Linked DNA regions of Homo sapiens: region 2 is linked to region 1. A link is a loop called in an ENCODE intact Hi-C map of the cell type or tissue named here. Cell type or tissue: K562. All regions are shown on one strand. Each heading gives the region's core, and the rest is flanking DNA. Links, peaks and the distances in the headings are about the cores only.

Evidence for each region. Peaks named below come from ENCODE experiments on the same cell type or tissue, not always from the same donor. Only the 100,000 strongest peaks of a DNase experiment are listed, where the experiment ranks them.
Region 2: it touches region 1 in a loop (2.3-fold over the local background); 7 of 110 quality-filtered maps call a loop at or near these places.

The regions. Positions count from the first base shown.
Region 1 is chr4:150,569,859-150,578,204 of GRCh38, forward strand. The region is part of intron 40 of LRBA (LPS responsive beige-like anchor protein); the gene reads right to left. Among named protein-coding and RNA genes, the nearest start is that of LRBA-AS1, 5.1 kb to the right of the region's middle. In K562, for the core only: no CTCF peak of the experiment used is centred there; DNase peaks (open chromatin) are centred at 1,183, 3,073 and 3,383.
Region 2 is chr4:150,314,649-150,322,994 of GRCh38, forward strand. It overlaps LRBA (LPS responsive beige-like anchor protein), which reads right to left. Exons shown (of 57, transcript NM_001364905.1): 50 at 6,543-6,720; 51 at 913-975. Among named protein-coding and RNA genes, the nearest start is that of DCLK2, 240 kb to the left of the region's middle. In K562, for the core only: no CTCF peak of the experiment used is centred there; DNase peaks (open chromatin) are centred at 4,533 and 6,653.

The sequences.
Region 1 (8,346 bases), core at 238-8,237:
GTGTTAAAAAGCATAAGATGATTGCACTTATCTAAATTGAGACTAACCATATTTGCTGCAGCTTCTCATTAAACATTAAATCGCACACCAGAAGAAAACATCATACATATTTATTGTTTTGCACTGTCACTTTCAAAAGACTCATACCACAATTAGTGTTTCTCTCAAACTATAAGCTACATAAAGAAATTTCCCATGAAGCCTGAAGACAAAGTAATGTAAAAGATGGTTCAAGAAGGTTAAAGAACAGATGGATAATAGATTTCACTGAACACTAAAGCATAATACACTTACTTCAGAAAAGAAAATGTTGCCAAAACTTAGTTCAAATATAAAATACTGAATGAAATTGATGTGTCGGGAATTTTTTTTTCCTTCCAAGTTCTTTTGGAGAACAATAGGGGGCTAAAAGGCCTGTCTCACTATTTTTGCATCTCACTATTTTCGTGTGTAAAGTGTCCCCACTGTAGGCTGCATGAACAATCATAATCGACAGTTACATGCAGGCACTGAGGCTGCAAAAATCCCAGAGTAATTAGTGTTGTCTGAATGCAATGACATCTGTGTTCTCATGGTTCTCGAGACATGTCAGGCCAATAAGATGTATATGAAAAAATATGACAAGCATTGCAAATGCCCTTCTGAAAGGTCTTACACTTTAGGGGAAAGCTGAAGAAATAACACATGTCATCTTCTCTTTGTAAGCAATATATTTAAGATTACAAGATCTAGAAAGATCTTTTGAGTCATTCATTCTCTTTTTGTAACTATAAAGCATTTGTTCAGAATACATCACTAGGGTATGAAAAAAATCTGTTGTAAGTTGGCTTCTTTTTAAAACTTTCTCAGCACATGTGATTCTGTGCAGTGCAATGTAGGTGCCCATTCCTGTAAGTGACAAAACAGAGAGCATATCTTATTAACATTCCTTGGTTTCGTTACCTTTTAATTAAAAAATATTACCTCTTAGTACTGAACATAAAATAGTTCAAAATTTGTGGTTAAATGCCTTAGAATTATGTTTGTATTTTTCTAATAATACAGAGTGTCAAATTGACTGTATTAAAAAGTCTTTGTTTTAAGACAACTAATGCTTTTGCTTACTGATGCCTATTACTGAGGCCTCTCCCTCTATATGCTGTAGCAGTATGTTTGAGCATGCACTTGCTCCAAGAAAGACATTAGTCATCATTAACAGAAGCACTGACACCAAATCTAAGTGCCTCTCCACAATGACCAAGTGGCAATCATCTTTCTCTTACACTGTCACTGCTGATTAGGATTTTCTTTCATGAAAATTTAATTTGTACCCCTTTCTGCAGCTTCTTTTTTTTTTCATTCCTGAAAAAGCAACGTGTTCAGGAGAGATTACAGATAAAGCAAAGAAGCTCTACCTATAATATAGCTAATGATATAGAGATTGCAAGATTCTCAGGTAAATCTTTTCTCTAATCCAACAGAAAAACACAGATTAAATCAATGATTAATAAACAGAAGAAAAACAATGATTTTAAAAGGAATATTGCTTTATTGCTTTAAGAATCCATAAGCCTCAAAAGGTAACTAATTCAAGGAATCCAAATAAAACTTCCCTAAATATTAACATAATCCCAAGCTTCTTTAAAACTAAGATAACACTTTGATAGTTGCCATCTTTCACTAGGTTTCAAATTTGTATTCTCCATTTTGTAAACAAAAAGACAGGGGCATTCACACAGAAATATCACTATAAACTGAAGAAAATACTTAAGCATTCATACCTTTAGTATGCATTAACCTACTGGTTAGTTGTTTTTTTTTTTTTTTTTTTTTTTTTGAGAAATTTTCAGTTGCACTGGACAAATGAAAGTGATTCATTTGGCCAAGCAGGGTACTCTACAGCTAGATGATACTACAGACAAACTCTGGTTCTGTACAATATCACAATGTTAAACAAGATATCATAGCAATAAGTTATTTAAGGAAGTTTTTAAAAACATTTACTTTTCTGTTTTATTTCAATCTGTTTAAAGTTTTTTTTTTTAATGTAAGCATGTGATAGTTTGCAAGGGTCCTGGTACGACCCAAACTCCCACTTCTAGTTATAAATATTATCATCTCTTCGTATTACTTAGGTATTATAACAAAATAGAGATTGGTTTAAATTTAAATTATCTTGAAATTATTTTATATCCCTTTTAGAACATATGTACTTTTAGTCAAAACATGTAACACTTTTGTGTTTACATGAGCATAAATTGTATCTTTTTAAAATGTAAATAACCACATGAAATGCTCTGAAAGCAAAAATCAACATTATTTCTTTGTAAATCAGAAGCAAGTACAATTCATCAAACTTTAGTCATTAAACGATCCTTCTACTCCTATTTTATTCTGAAAAATAATACAGAAAGTCAAACAGCAACTGCTTAGTGCCATTTACAAATGGTTTGTTTTTTCTTTTTTTCTATTTAAAATTGGTCTGCAATTAGAACATGTAAGAGGAGATTAGGAATTAAAATGGATTCTGAGAGGCAATTTCTAACTACTGAACTTTTATAACAGGAGTATCTTTGATTAAATAAGGAGCTAGTCTAAACTAAAAGCAAAACTGTACCATAATAACCCAACTTAATTATCTTTGCAGAATACATTTATAAATGATTGGCTCATTTCTACCTTTACTTGACTAAGTAAATATGCCTCTTAAATTCTCAAACATTGAAAATTCTGATTCTCACAGTTGCACAGACTTATCTAAATCAAAACTTCAAAAAGTTACAATATAATTACTGACTCCATTGCTAGATCCAGTACAAGTTCAAGTAAGGAAGTTTAGCTCTGTAACTTCCACTCCTCAACCTAAACCTCCAAGTCACTTGTCAGTTAAAGGTTGGGCGATTTATTGACCGCCTCTGGATGCATACTGTCAGTGCTGAAGGAAATATGAGGGAGGGTTGTTGCTACTGTTCTGGAGCTCATTGATAATGACATACCTGCCTCTGTCACCCATTACCCATACTACAAACTACTTAGACCTAACTGAAAAATCAATAGCCTACTTGCACTGGTTCCTGTGGCTGCCTCCTTTGATTGTCAGCTCCTGTCTAGGGTCAGCACTTACATGAAAGGGGCTGTGACTGCCTGATGCTTTCAGGACAACCTAACGATATGAAACTAGCCAACAGAACAGTAAATTCTGCCTCCCTGCCCTCCTCATCAATTAGGCTTTGACTAGGCTTGCCTGTAGAAACCTGACCTTTTAAGTTTAGGTGAATATGGACTAGCTGAACACACCATTGCCCTCAGCACTGAGCCAGGAAATCTACTGACAGGTTAAACAAAACAGAAGGTTGTAACTGTCATAATTTGCATTGCACTTTCACGCCAACAAGGGTGTTATCAGTAGGGGCAAGCCCTGGAACACACAACTCCAGCACCCTTAAGCCACGCTACTCATAAATTTTCAAGTGAAGTGAGATAAAACATAAATTCACAAATAGCAATGCATTTCTCATCTCTCAGTCTTTTAGGTTTGCACTTTGCAAACCCACAGAGTGCCCATCAACAACTCCTTTTGGTCACCTGGCACTCCCATTGCACTAATTAGGGACTTTCAATGACCATAACACAGAAGTAAAAATAACAATGCCCATTTAAGACCTATTTTAGAGAGACTATATAATATAGCAGATAGACTGACTGGTATATATGTCAAAATGAGAACAATTAGATCTCAATATGCTATCTTTTCTTGCCTCAATTCACTCTCTCCAAAAGTATCCACAAGCTTAGACAAACAATAAGTTATCACGTAAGTGAAAGGAGGTGTTGAAATTATTTCCTACCAAGCTACTCTGATATAGCATCTTTTACAGTTTGAGGGAAAACTAAGAACATCTGTAAAATAAAAGATGTTAACACTTTTATGCTTGTCAGATCTTCTGATGAAAACAAGTGAAAAGCATGAGAAAGCAGTATAAAACTTTCCTTTGTTTAGTGACTCATGTTTTGAAAACCACTTCCCTGCTTAGATCTATCTTTTAACACAGTAGGAACTTGGTAATATCATAGTTGCTTAGCACAATGTCATTTCTCTAAGGAGAAGACCAATAATTTATTTTTTTAAGTTAATTGTGAATGGGAACTTACTTTGGCTTCAAGAACTAATATTTACACAATACCCAATGTTCATTAAAATGTCCAAAACATTGACAGTCCATTAAATATTTAAGGGAAAAAAACATATTGTTTATATAAACATATATTATTTTTCTATATACAGGAACACATACTGCATTTTGTTTTATAATTTTATGATTCAACCCCTATCAAGCAATAATTAGTATACTCAGGATTTTTCCCAAGTTGCTACTTCATTGTCCCTCACAGTTGTCTCCAAACTATATTTTGTAAATTTTTTCCATAAATCTAAAATATCTATAAGCTTATTCTTGTCTGAGTTTAAAAACTTTCATATACCTACGTTAGAGCAGCACTGAAAGCCTAAACATCTGCAGAAAGATTTCTGATAGAAATAAACAAAGATGTCAACAAATTTAGTCATGTAATGGTGGAAAATTTTAGACTTTTTTAACTAGAAGAGATAGAAAAGATTACCTAGTCCAACCCACTCATTTAGCAATTGAGAAAATAATGGATAAAGATAGTGACTTGATCAAAGTCACCCAGGTAACCAAGCCAGGACAAAAATTTGGGACTTTTTGTTTCCTAGATTGATGCTTTGCTGATACGTTCACACTGTCTCCTTTTATCTATCCAGGTATTCTGGATAGCAACCACCTTACATTTAAAATACATATCTATAGATTTGTATCATTCATTTTTAATTTATAAAGTTTATAGAAAGCTTTGATTAGCAGAAAAGATTAGATTATTCGTAGAGCATTTAACCAAAAAGTTACCCAACAAATATTAGAAATAGAAGGCCCAATTAAGTATGGTTGGAATCCTTTACTGACCAAATATGATGATTAACTAAGCATCTGGTCATCTTTCTGCTCCTTTGTGTGTACATAGCTGATAGCAAAGTGAAAGGGTATGGATAGTGTCTGATCCCAGCAAGCAAATCATTTGAAAACAGTCATAGCTACAGGTCAAAGATTTTCTACTCAGTCTAGATGGATCTAAACGTACTAACCTCGATTTTAAACCTAATTACCTATATACCAAATCAGTCAGAAAATAAGAGAATGACTCTTTATGATCCAAAGATAATAAGGGAAGATAGGAAGGAAAAATTCAGGAAAGAGACTGGCAGAACCTTGATATCCATAGGCCAAGACAGCTGTTTTATATCCTAGCTTTATATCAGATGGTTAAAGGAAAAGTTTCCATTCCTTAGATCATTAAATATTATTTCATTTATATTACACAGATGTCTTCCATACATAGATTACAACCAATGAAGCATTTTGTTGTTGTTGTTTAACCACTACAAGCAATCAGAGAAACCTCTCTGCACATCACTTTTACTCTAATTCATAACATTTAAAGGATGAGGCAGGCTAGATTTTTAACATTTCCATTAAAAATAACACAAAGTCCATTAAGTATTTCTTGTAATCTTAGCAGATGATCAATGCCAAATTACTACTATTCATAATAATATAGAGTGCTACAGAACCAATACATTTTTAAATAAAATGTTTAAAATGGCTAGTGCTCCTAAAGTATAACAAAAACCTACCCATACGATATGCTTAACTAATAATTTTAAACATAGACCCACAAAATGTCTCATATGACCTGAAAGAAATAGCACATAATGCCAAATATTATATTTTGAACCAAGTACAGCTCAACACTAGCATAATCTACGTCTCTAATTTCACTCATCTGTTTTGTTAATGTCTGGCACTGATCACAAGAGAAAGTAGAAAGGGAGTGGGGATGGATTTAATATCCTAAGAAACATATTCTACACAATTTTTGTTTCACACACATTGTTTTGGCTCACAATGTGAGTCAATAATATTATCTTCATAAACAAAAGATATCACACCTTGAAACCATAAGGTCAGCTTTCAATTTTCTTTAACACTTAAATTCATTATTATCTGATCCTGGTTTTTCTGTCTACCTTCTGGAAGTGATGTTAAAGGCCAGCAAAATTTGGTTCTCCAGGTAGAAAAGTCACAAAGAATAATCCACAAATTATACAATCATTTCTTAAAGTTAACAGTTGGCTCTACCAAATATACCCTTTCATGTGAAGATAATAGTGACTTATGAAAGTCAAAGTTATTTGGCAGGTAAAATTTAATATTTATCTAATAGTACATTAATAAGTTCAAACTGGTTTTTAAAAAAAAAAAAAGGAGGAGGGGAGAGGAAAAGAAGGAAGGAACAAGGAAGAATAGGAAAAGAAAATTTTTAAAAATTTTGCTTCAACTTTTCAGAACTGCTTAACTATGTATGTAAATAAAAGAATGTAGTGTTACAACTCAAAAATGTATACATTTAAAATGAGAAAAAGATACACGATTTCTTGGTAAGGTCAAAAGACATATGCCAATATAAGTGTGAATATAGCAAGTTCAAAGAAACTTTCTAAAAAATACTTGCTGAATTAACTTGGATGTTAACATTGCACATTCTAGCGCAATAATATAATGGCATTTACTTCTTAGTCAGGCTAAAAGCTGCTTACTTTAATTTTCCTGAGCACAAGTCCCTTACTCTATCATTGTATATTTTTGGTGACATCAAATTATGTATAGTTTAATAAAGTACTCATTTATGCAGTTGCTATTCAACTTGGGGGAAAACCCTGATATACAGCATACTCTCAATTTTCTCATTCCACTATATAATACAAGAATTATATTTGTAAAGTCTAATAGGTAACAAACATCTCTAATCATATATATTATCTAAGGCAATCCAAACAAATTTAAAAGGCCCACAAACAATACTCATCAAAAGTACATAAAAGCATTTTATTTTTCAGTACAGTTTGATAGGCTTACTGTACAAAATTAAAGCTACTGCTTTTACCTGACATAAAATTATCTGAAGTTCAACCTGTTCAAATGAGAACAATACCCTTGGGTTACTAATCAAAGAGAGTAAAAAAAAATTTTTTTTATTAAGGCTATTTTGTGAGGGGGGAAGAATAACTTGTTTCAACAGCATGCTTGACCATATAAAATTATTAACAGGCACTATGGTGAACTGTTCAAGGCAAACATTCAATTACTGGTTATTTTAGATTGATTCCAGAATAATAATTACAAGTAGCTTAGAAACAATCTCCTTAACACTTTGGAATTTTAGAAAATTAAATCCTTTGACAGAGAATAAAAGAGAATGTAGTTTTACTGTGACTTATAATGTGGACAGTATAATCTTGATGACTGTCATTAACACATCTTACATATATTTAAATATAATTACTTCAATAAAATTTCATCAACTAGAATACACTAACAAATCATATCTGGGTTATTTACTTTTCTTTCTGTTTTTAGTGAAATAATTTTTAAATTCAGAGAACTTAATAGTGTTTTATTTCCTCATTTACAATTTGACCAAAAATAAAAATCAATGTTCATTTTTTTAAAAAAAAAAAGCATTTTCATAAGTATGTAGAATGATTAAGTATATAAGAACTAAAAATGTAGCACCCACATAGATGTTTCAAAGTTAGAATTTAGAGGATAAGACTATATACCAGTAAACACGTGGTCCTTTGTTTTCCAAAAAGTATAAATCCTCCAGAAATGCTTTCTTTTCTTAAGTCAATAATCTGATTATTTTTTGAAAGCTTCTAAAATATTTCCTGGAAAATAAGATCATGTATTCTAAAATTTGTTTACTCTTTAGTAAAGATTATTGAGATACAATATATTATTTTTACAGATAATAAAATAATAGATACCTTTTAAGTCTCGTTAACATGATAAAGTAACAAATGCACTGACGTTAACTCAGTAAATACATTTTTAAGTAAAGATCAGCAAAAAATAAAACAGTTTAAGAATTTTGTATTCTCTGGAAACATAAACAGGATTATAACTGTCAGATTACAGAAGCACTGACTTCAGCCATTAGTTTGGTTTGGCTCCTGAGAAACACAACATGAACTACTGCATCATTTCTTTTCAAATCCATACATTCCCTGCAGCCGTTCAAGCTTCATCAGCAGTGCAGGAATGTATAAAAATGACAGGCAAAGGGCATTAGGTTTTTTTACTTCCATACTGTTTTCCTATAAATGGAAGACAGGATTCTTTCTCAAAGCACTTAAGCTCAAGCTCAGTCAATGCTGAAGGAAAAATACAACTGAATTCTCTATGCAAGAAAGTATCACAATTGGATTATTTACTACTTTTCAAGGACATG
Region 2 (8,346 bases), core at 269-8,268, 260 kb before region 1:
CTATGCCGATAGCATTACACCACAGGTAGGCAAGTAAGTTTTTATTCTAAAAGTTATTAAATAACATCTTCAAAATCGAGGCTTAACATTCTTAGTGATGCCACATTTGAAATCCCCACACGTAAGGATGAAAAATGCTAAACTAGAGATTTCGACTAATCTACTCAAAAAGCCTAACAGCAATTAAATATTCTAAGTCATCTGCTGCAGATGCTCATTTCATCCCAATGGCTCTTTCTGGTCGCCTCCCTATTTTTTTCTCCCCTGAACAAATTTAACCTCCAATGGCAATTTATTGGGCTGTAGGACCCTAGGAAAATGAATACAAATATCTTAACACTACCATTGGCTGGGCAATATATTTCAACTTTGAAACTGCTCTGCAATTGCACATTAATCCCCTCAGACTGAACAGAAGGTCTAGGAAGAAAGGATTGATCTCCTTTAATGATGAAACCCTGGCACTACAGTTTTATTTTTCATAACGCAGTGCTGCTAAGAACCCCACTGTTATTATGAAAATTTTCCTAGCAAAGGAGCTCCATCACATTACCGGTGCACCAATTCATCATAACGTGCCTTGCTCCTGCTCATCAACAAGTCTGAGTGATGAAAAGATCCAATATTATCCTGACAGTACTTCATGCGCATTCTCAATCACACATTATTACAGCATCCATATTAATTTTCAGTGACACGCGTCCTAGGCCTGTTCAAATTAGGCAAACCAACGAGGGGGAGTTGATGAAATACCAGCATAGCCACAGCTCATTGCATTCCAATTTGCATGCAAATGGTTTATCAGGAAAATTCCATTCCCAGCAACCAGCAAGTGAAAAACAACTGTAATCTACACTTCAGGGCCACCATACAGAGCTTAATGAATCGCAAAGAGAGAAGGAAGTGACAGACCTATGAGAGGATCGATTTCCACTGGCAGCTGGTATGGCTGGTCTTGTACAGCACCTTGATGAGCTGGAATTCACAAAAGATAAAGAAAAAAGGCATTATTTTTTATATACTAAACTACATAAAAATGCATAAGTCAAACCTTATGTAGAATTGTTTCCAATCTCTAAATCTTTCATGCAGTTTTGTGAAATTTAAAGAACAAAAATCCAGGTGCTTTTATGGCTAGCTTATTAAACATTTATTTTAGATTAGTGCCGCTCTGAACTGTGCCATCAGCAGTGGCTCCAGTCCTAGGCCATAAGCTATAGCAGATGCTTGACTGGCAACCTCTGATGCTGCAACAAAACAAAATTAAGTGGTAAAGCGCACTGAAAACAAAATGTGACAACCATCTGCTGACTGTAGCAAATACTATTTTTTTGTTACTTCTTAAAAAGGCAGTTTTGAATGCTACAGCACAAAGGATCTACAAAAATGTCAACTTATGATGGAGAAAGGGAAAGCTCTAAGTCAGGGAACATTTAGTGTTTCATCCATCACTTAAAATCAATCAATTGAAAGTTTGAATAAAAATAAAGAAAGCTATCCGCAGATAAATGTTTTAGTTAAATGCATTTGGCTGAAATATTTTCTTAAAGATTGGATTGAGGGTTTAAAAAGAAGTTTTATTAATATTTAATATTTCCATGGTTTCAATTTAAAAATACTCTGAGAAGGAGATGAATAACAAAAATCAATCTATCCTAAGAATACTTTGTTCAATTCTCAAAATGGTTTTAAAGATTCAGGCATACTTATTTTATAATTGAAGAGAGGTTTTGCAGGCTGTTTCCCTCTGAAAGGGAGAAGGACTTTCGGTAGAGAGGAAGTATATCAGGAATCAGGAACTACCTGATGCAACCTTGTGCAAATCATAAACCCTAAAACAGGGTTCAGAATAGATTATCTTTTCAGCTTCATAGTTCTGACAGTTAAATTCTGGGCCCTTTTCCAAACTATTTTCCCCAAACGACTCAGCCATTCACCCTGCTCAGTATCTACTTTTTATAGACTCACAAGCATTCACATTATTGCTTGGTTGGTATTAGAGCTCTGCTTAATGCCATTGATACCGGTGGGCTAGGGGAGGTCCCCAAACACCAGTGGGACCTCAACCCTGGCTCTTGACACTGTGGTGAGAAGAAACTCAAGGACAAGTCAGAAAATAGTGAAAGTATGGAGATTTATTGCAAAGCAAAAAGTACACACTCAAAAGGGGAGTGTGGGTGTACTCAAGAGAGAGTCGTGGACAAGGGGCGTTGGGGTTCCTATCTTTATGGGTTTCTGTTAACCAAGGGGTGGAATGTTCATGAAGATTCCTGGAAAAAGGTGGCAATTTCTCAGAACTGTGGTGCCATCCATTTTTACACCAAATATGAGTGCTCCTGGAACGGTCATGGCCCTGGTGGGTGTGTGATTTGTATGTTAATGAGCATATAATGAGGTCCTATGTGAAACCTAGATCAAACTCAGCACCATGTTGGGTCCAGACAGTCTCAGCCAGCTTGGCCTGCACCCTGGTTTTTTCAGGGTCTTATCAGATCTTAGCTTCTGCAGCTATTTCAACAGTTTCCTTTTGATAGTCAAGAAACTGCTGCCTGGAATTTTCTATTCTCCTGTGATTACCATATATTATTCCTGTCTTACCATAAGATTTTAGGAAATCTATCTGTCTTTGAGGGGCTGAAAATAAATATGGGGTACATTTCAATAAGTTCATTAGATTATTTTATACTTACTCTGTCATAGTTTCTCCAGTTAGTAAATACCAACTTTTTAAAGATGTTTGGAAGGTCATTAATACTGATAAAACACCTAAGTACAGTATTGGCACTAGAAATTACAGTATGTATAAGAAACTAAAGTAGCTGAAGAAAAGAAACCACAACGGCTCTTTTAAAAAAAACCCAAAAGGTATTTGTCTTTGCTGATTACTGTCTCTGCTGGCAAAGAAATCACAGGATACTCACAAGGGAGGACCAGGAAAAATGCACTACAGCCTCTGGTCTACCCAATAGTGCCACTTACTTCCAGCAATACCAGTGTCAATCAACATTAATACCTTTAGAATTTCCCTCTACTTCTCTGATAATCTGAGATCTTAGAAACATTTAAACCAAACTGTCAGTGAAATGGGTTTAAGGAGGTTTGCTGATGCTTCAAATCCTACTTCTGCCACTGACTGGCTGTATGAACTTGGTCAAGTTATGTAATCTCTATGTTTCAATTTCCTGATCTATAAAATAGGTTAGATTGAACCATATGAAATTGCCAATAACTGACTGTTTTGACCTATAAAAAAACGCGATTTCATATGGTTTCAACCTAAGTACAGAACCTACATCCTCAGGTTGTTAAGAAGATTGAGTTAATACACATAAAATGATTAAAACACTACTTGAAGAGGCATGAAAGTTTATCTACTCCAGCCATGTTTTGCCAGTGAGGACACTGAGCCCAGGGAGCTCGCCTTATTCTGCATCAAATATGCCCAGTCAGTGGCAGAGTTTGAGCCCAGGTTTTCTCACTCGGATTTTATGACCACCTCTCCCCTCTTTCATTAGAGCAGGAAAGTTGGGACCTGGATTCAGCACTGTTCTTTTTGGCCACCAGTTAGAATTTTTTTTAAGAAGAAGGAAAATCTTAGAAACTAGAAAAATGCTCTATAAACATTTGCTGGTGTTATTCTAATTTTTGGAGGTTTTCAAGATCCTTTGAATGAGAAGGGAGGTTAAAGATTATTTATTTTCTAAATCAGACACTACTCAAAGAACTGAGGGGAACCAGCTGTCTAATGAATGAGCTATGGAAATCATAGATCCTCAGAAAAGAAACAGAACCTAAAATTAAAAAAATAAATATTGTAATATGGATTTGATATTTACCAAAGAAAAACTGTCAGGGATTTTTGATGTTTGTTTTAAATCAAGGCATAGTGACAGGTAAAGGTAGCAAGAGATAGAATGAAAGGTTAGATTTATGTAAACATACCTAAAATGAAGCATAGACTTAATATAATAAACGCTTAATATTCTTAGTTGCAGGTGCAGCTCAAATTGGAGATCACATTCTAGAAAGATAACTGCCTGTGGTGTATTCCCATATGTTATCGCTTTTTGTATTTTTCTGGTGAAAAGTTGCTGTGTCATACTGTAAAGGCAGTATGTATGGAAAGGGTGAAGACAAACATCTCTAATGACATGGTTATAGACACAATGAAAGCTCACTGAACAGAAATATAGGCAAGATTCTGCAGAACCTTGCAGTTCCCCTAGCTATCTTACAGAAAGGTGAGCCAGGACTGGGAACAGTTGGATGCATCCTAAGTGGTACTCCAGCAGTGAGACTCTACCCCTAAATCACTTTACATATTTATTTATAGAAAAATTGGAAGTGGAGAAGATAATACCTGACCACTAGGTATTAAGGGAAGCAAGCTTTGTAGTGAGGGACACCAGCTTGCTGGAAAGGTGAAAGCCAGAAGCTTAGTCATCAACGCGTAGGGTCTTAAATGCTTAGGGTTATCAGTGCTAAAACTTGAAATCAGCTGGAGACCGAGGAGCCCTGTGGTTGAGCCAGCTCAGTTCCCGTTGAGCCAGCTCTTCCTAGGCTAAAGTAAAGATGGGGGCAGAGTACAGTCAGGGCTTTCCAGCAGTTGCAAGGTTTGCCCCTCCTCACATCTGATGTCACTCTGTTTAAACTGAAGAAGCTCTCAGGGCTGCCACAAACAGCCACCCAGGATAAGCATCATCATTGGTGGTCCTGAAGTCACACATGCTGGTGCAAAGCTCTAAGGGTAACCGCACATAGAGTAGGTAAATCCTCTAGTGTATTTGATAGAACATATCACCAGCATGTTTTTCTTCTAAAAAGTGTTTAGAGAAACAAAAAAATCACGTTTCTTAAATAAATTGTAATATTTAGTCCCAAAATATAAGTATGTTATTTTCATAAATATTTACTTCTGTAAGAGAAGTTTACTTAAAGAAAAAAGAATAAAAGGACATAATAATAGAGATATTAAATATCTGCCTCCATTTTTACTGTCTCTACCTTTTCTGAAATCTATTTTGTAGTCAAATATTGGCATTTATTTGCATCGTTTCATTTCCAATATACCCAGGAAAATGGCTATATTTAATCAATTCTAATACCAACTACAGATTCTTTGTGGTAGGTATACCTTATTGAGCTTAGTCAATGTACCAAGTTTTTGTTTGAATGTCAATTCTGTTCCCTTGTGAAAGCTGTTGCATTTAATTTGGCATGAGGTCCTTGTTCAAGAACTTGTATTTTTGCAACCATTTCAGGTATTCTAACGAGCAGTGCTTTATGCACACTTCAGAGATTTAATGACAATTTCATGAACTATTAAAATGTATCTTTTAAATTTGCCTACCTAAAACAACGGCTTGGGAAAAAAGTCTATAATCTCCAGAAGTTTAAAAGATTTTCCTTCTTCTTAAAAAAAATTCTAACTGGCCAAAGAGAACAGTGCTAAATCCAGGTCCCAACTTTCCTGCTCTAATGAGAGAGAATACATTACAGAGGGGTGGTCATAAAATCTGAGTGAGAAAACCTGGGCTCAAACTCCGCCACTGACTGGGCATATTTGATGCAGAATAAGGCGAGCTCCCTGGGCTCAGTGTCCTCACTGGCAAAACATGGCTGGAGTAGATAAACTTTCAATGCCTCTTTAAATCTGCACTGTTTATGATTCTAATGGTTATTTCAGTTGAGCATGACTGTGTTGAGCATTTAATGGAAGAACAGAAGGTACTTACAGATATTCAATATTTTGGCTATGTAATTTAAGTGTTCTTTTTTTTTTCTATTATCCTCAACAAATACTACCAATACTACCATGCCAAGCACAAAAAGGTACAGTTTCTGGCACATAATAGACAATCAGAATTGTTTACTGTGGCTGGACATAGTGGCTCATGCCTGTAATCCCAACACTTTAAGAGGCTGAGGCAGGAGGACTGCTTGAGGCCAGGAGTTCAAGACCAGCCTGGGCAACATAGCGAGCCCATCTCTACGAAAAGTTAAAAAAAATTAGCCAGGCATGGTGCTGCGTGCCTGTAGTCCTAGCTAATCAGGAGGCTGAGGCAGGAGGATTGCTTGTGCCCAGGAGTTCAAGGCTACAGCGAGCTATGATCACACCACTGCACTCCAGCCTGAGTGACAGAGCAAGGCCTTGTCTCTAAAAACAAACAAAAATTTGTAAAAACCCAAGTGTTTATTAAGTAAAATGAAAGTAAAAAAGAGAAACATTTGATAAATAAATAAATATATACTGTTTATGGACATAATATAGAATATCATTATATTAAAATACTATATTAGAAACAATATTTATCTCCAAGAATAAAGATAAACCACCAGAAGCTAAAAAGTAGTTTATGTTTTTAACATTTGTACTATATGCCTCACGTGGGCCTTTTTTAAGCCTTTCAAACTATTAAACAATTTGATTCAGACTAATGCTTGAAAATTAAAAGCTTAAATGTTGAGATATGCTATATTTAAGTGGGTATTACACAGTGTTCAGCAGTTACCATGCCTTATAATGGTATTTCTTTACTTACCAGGAAGGTTGTGCCATTTGTTCACCGCAAATAACCTGTTAGCAGTGACTGTGATCACAGCGGGAGTTGCCAAACCAGGCTGGGTGTTGGCTGCCACGTGAGTAACAGGGGAGTTGGAGGGAAACTTGAGGACCATGATAACATCCTGCTGGGCTTTGTCTGTGAACATCAATGGACTCTGCAGGAGGAGATACTGTTGAGTGGGCATGACAAGACCCAAATAGACAAGAAGGAAAAGATGAAGAAAGACAAGAAAGAGAGGGGGTGCAGGAAAAGAAGAGGAAGACCATATTAACATGAGTTGTAAGTGGAAGCACAGTGAGCAGAAAGGCTTGTAGAAACAGCAGTCATGATCTGTTATTCATGTATGTCGTTAGTTGGAATTTTGGGGGACTGAAGTAGAATACATTAACAGAAACACTTTAAAATTTATAAATTTTATGAGCTCCCTTTCCCTCCCCACTGCCACGAAAAACTAAAAGAATGATTTGATTTAGATTCTACACAGGCAAAGTGCTGGGGATTGCATTAAACCATTCTGGTTGCTATCGTGTCACATAATGATCTTTTAGCACTAAAAAAACAGTAAGAATGGACAACAGGCATAAAAGCAAGACAAGGTAATTTCCAAAGATCATCAAAAGTTGTGTTGAGTTAGCAGGAAGATTTTGACAACTACAAAGAGGTAATGAAAACAAATACATTTATAAACAATAGTTAGACTGCATGCATATATTATTACAGTAGAGAAATAACTTATGAACGTAATATACAAACTTAATTATAAAGGTGTTTGAAAGCAATGCATAAATGTACTTGTAAAAACAATATATTTATATAGTGTACCAAATCATAAACACTGCCTATTGTAATGCAAATGCTACTGCTTTCTGCTGTAGCTAGGAATAAAGAGAAATACCTAGGTGTTCCTCTTCCCTGTTGGTTAAAAAACAAACAAAACTAGAGCTCAAGACTTTTTTGATTTCTCCTTCAAAAAACAGAGTAATTGAAAATGTTAAATGAAACACTGTCTGTTCTAATAACCAGCAACCAAATAAATCTTGAAGACTACTAAGGATTTGGAACATTCTTACAACCCATATGTCATAATCCAAGACATATATAACACTGCTCTGATTTATTGGCTTTATTTATACTTTGTGGTGGTGTGCTATCATACAGTAATTGCACTGTACATTTTCAGCAATTCTCTCCTACCATGTCTGTTTTCTAATAGCTGATTAGTATCATTCAGAATTGAAACACTTTGATGAAATGCTTCTGGCTGCTTTCCTTCTGCCATATTTCAAAACACCAGGTAATATGTAAATGTGGAGGCACATATATTTAACACATATTTATTCAGAACTGGTAATAAAAAATTAAATACATTTGCATTTTTATTATCAGTCCTTTTAAAAAAGTTATTAAGAGTACTTAGAAAAACATATTGCACTAAGAATTCCTATTTGCACTCTTTGCATAAAGGTGTAAATAAAGGCAACTAATAAGCTACCCGGACACCCTTCTGAGCAAGTGGCTAAAAGCCAATCAATATTATGAGTTAATCCTCCCTGGATGCTCATTCAATTAAAGGTGTCAGTAATGCCTCATCTGATGTGGCCTCAATTAAGTCCAACTATCTGATGGTGTGAAAACACAGGGGGATACAGCAACAGCAGCAAAACCAGACAAATAGGCAGCCTTCGTGTGCCTGCTAATTACTACACCTGGTGTATATTATGGTTCATGCACTTAACGCAGCACGAGGTGGCTTTAATTTCTGCTATATTTGTGTGTGTCT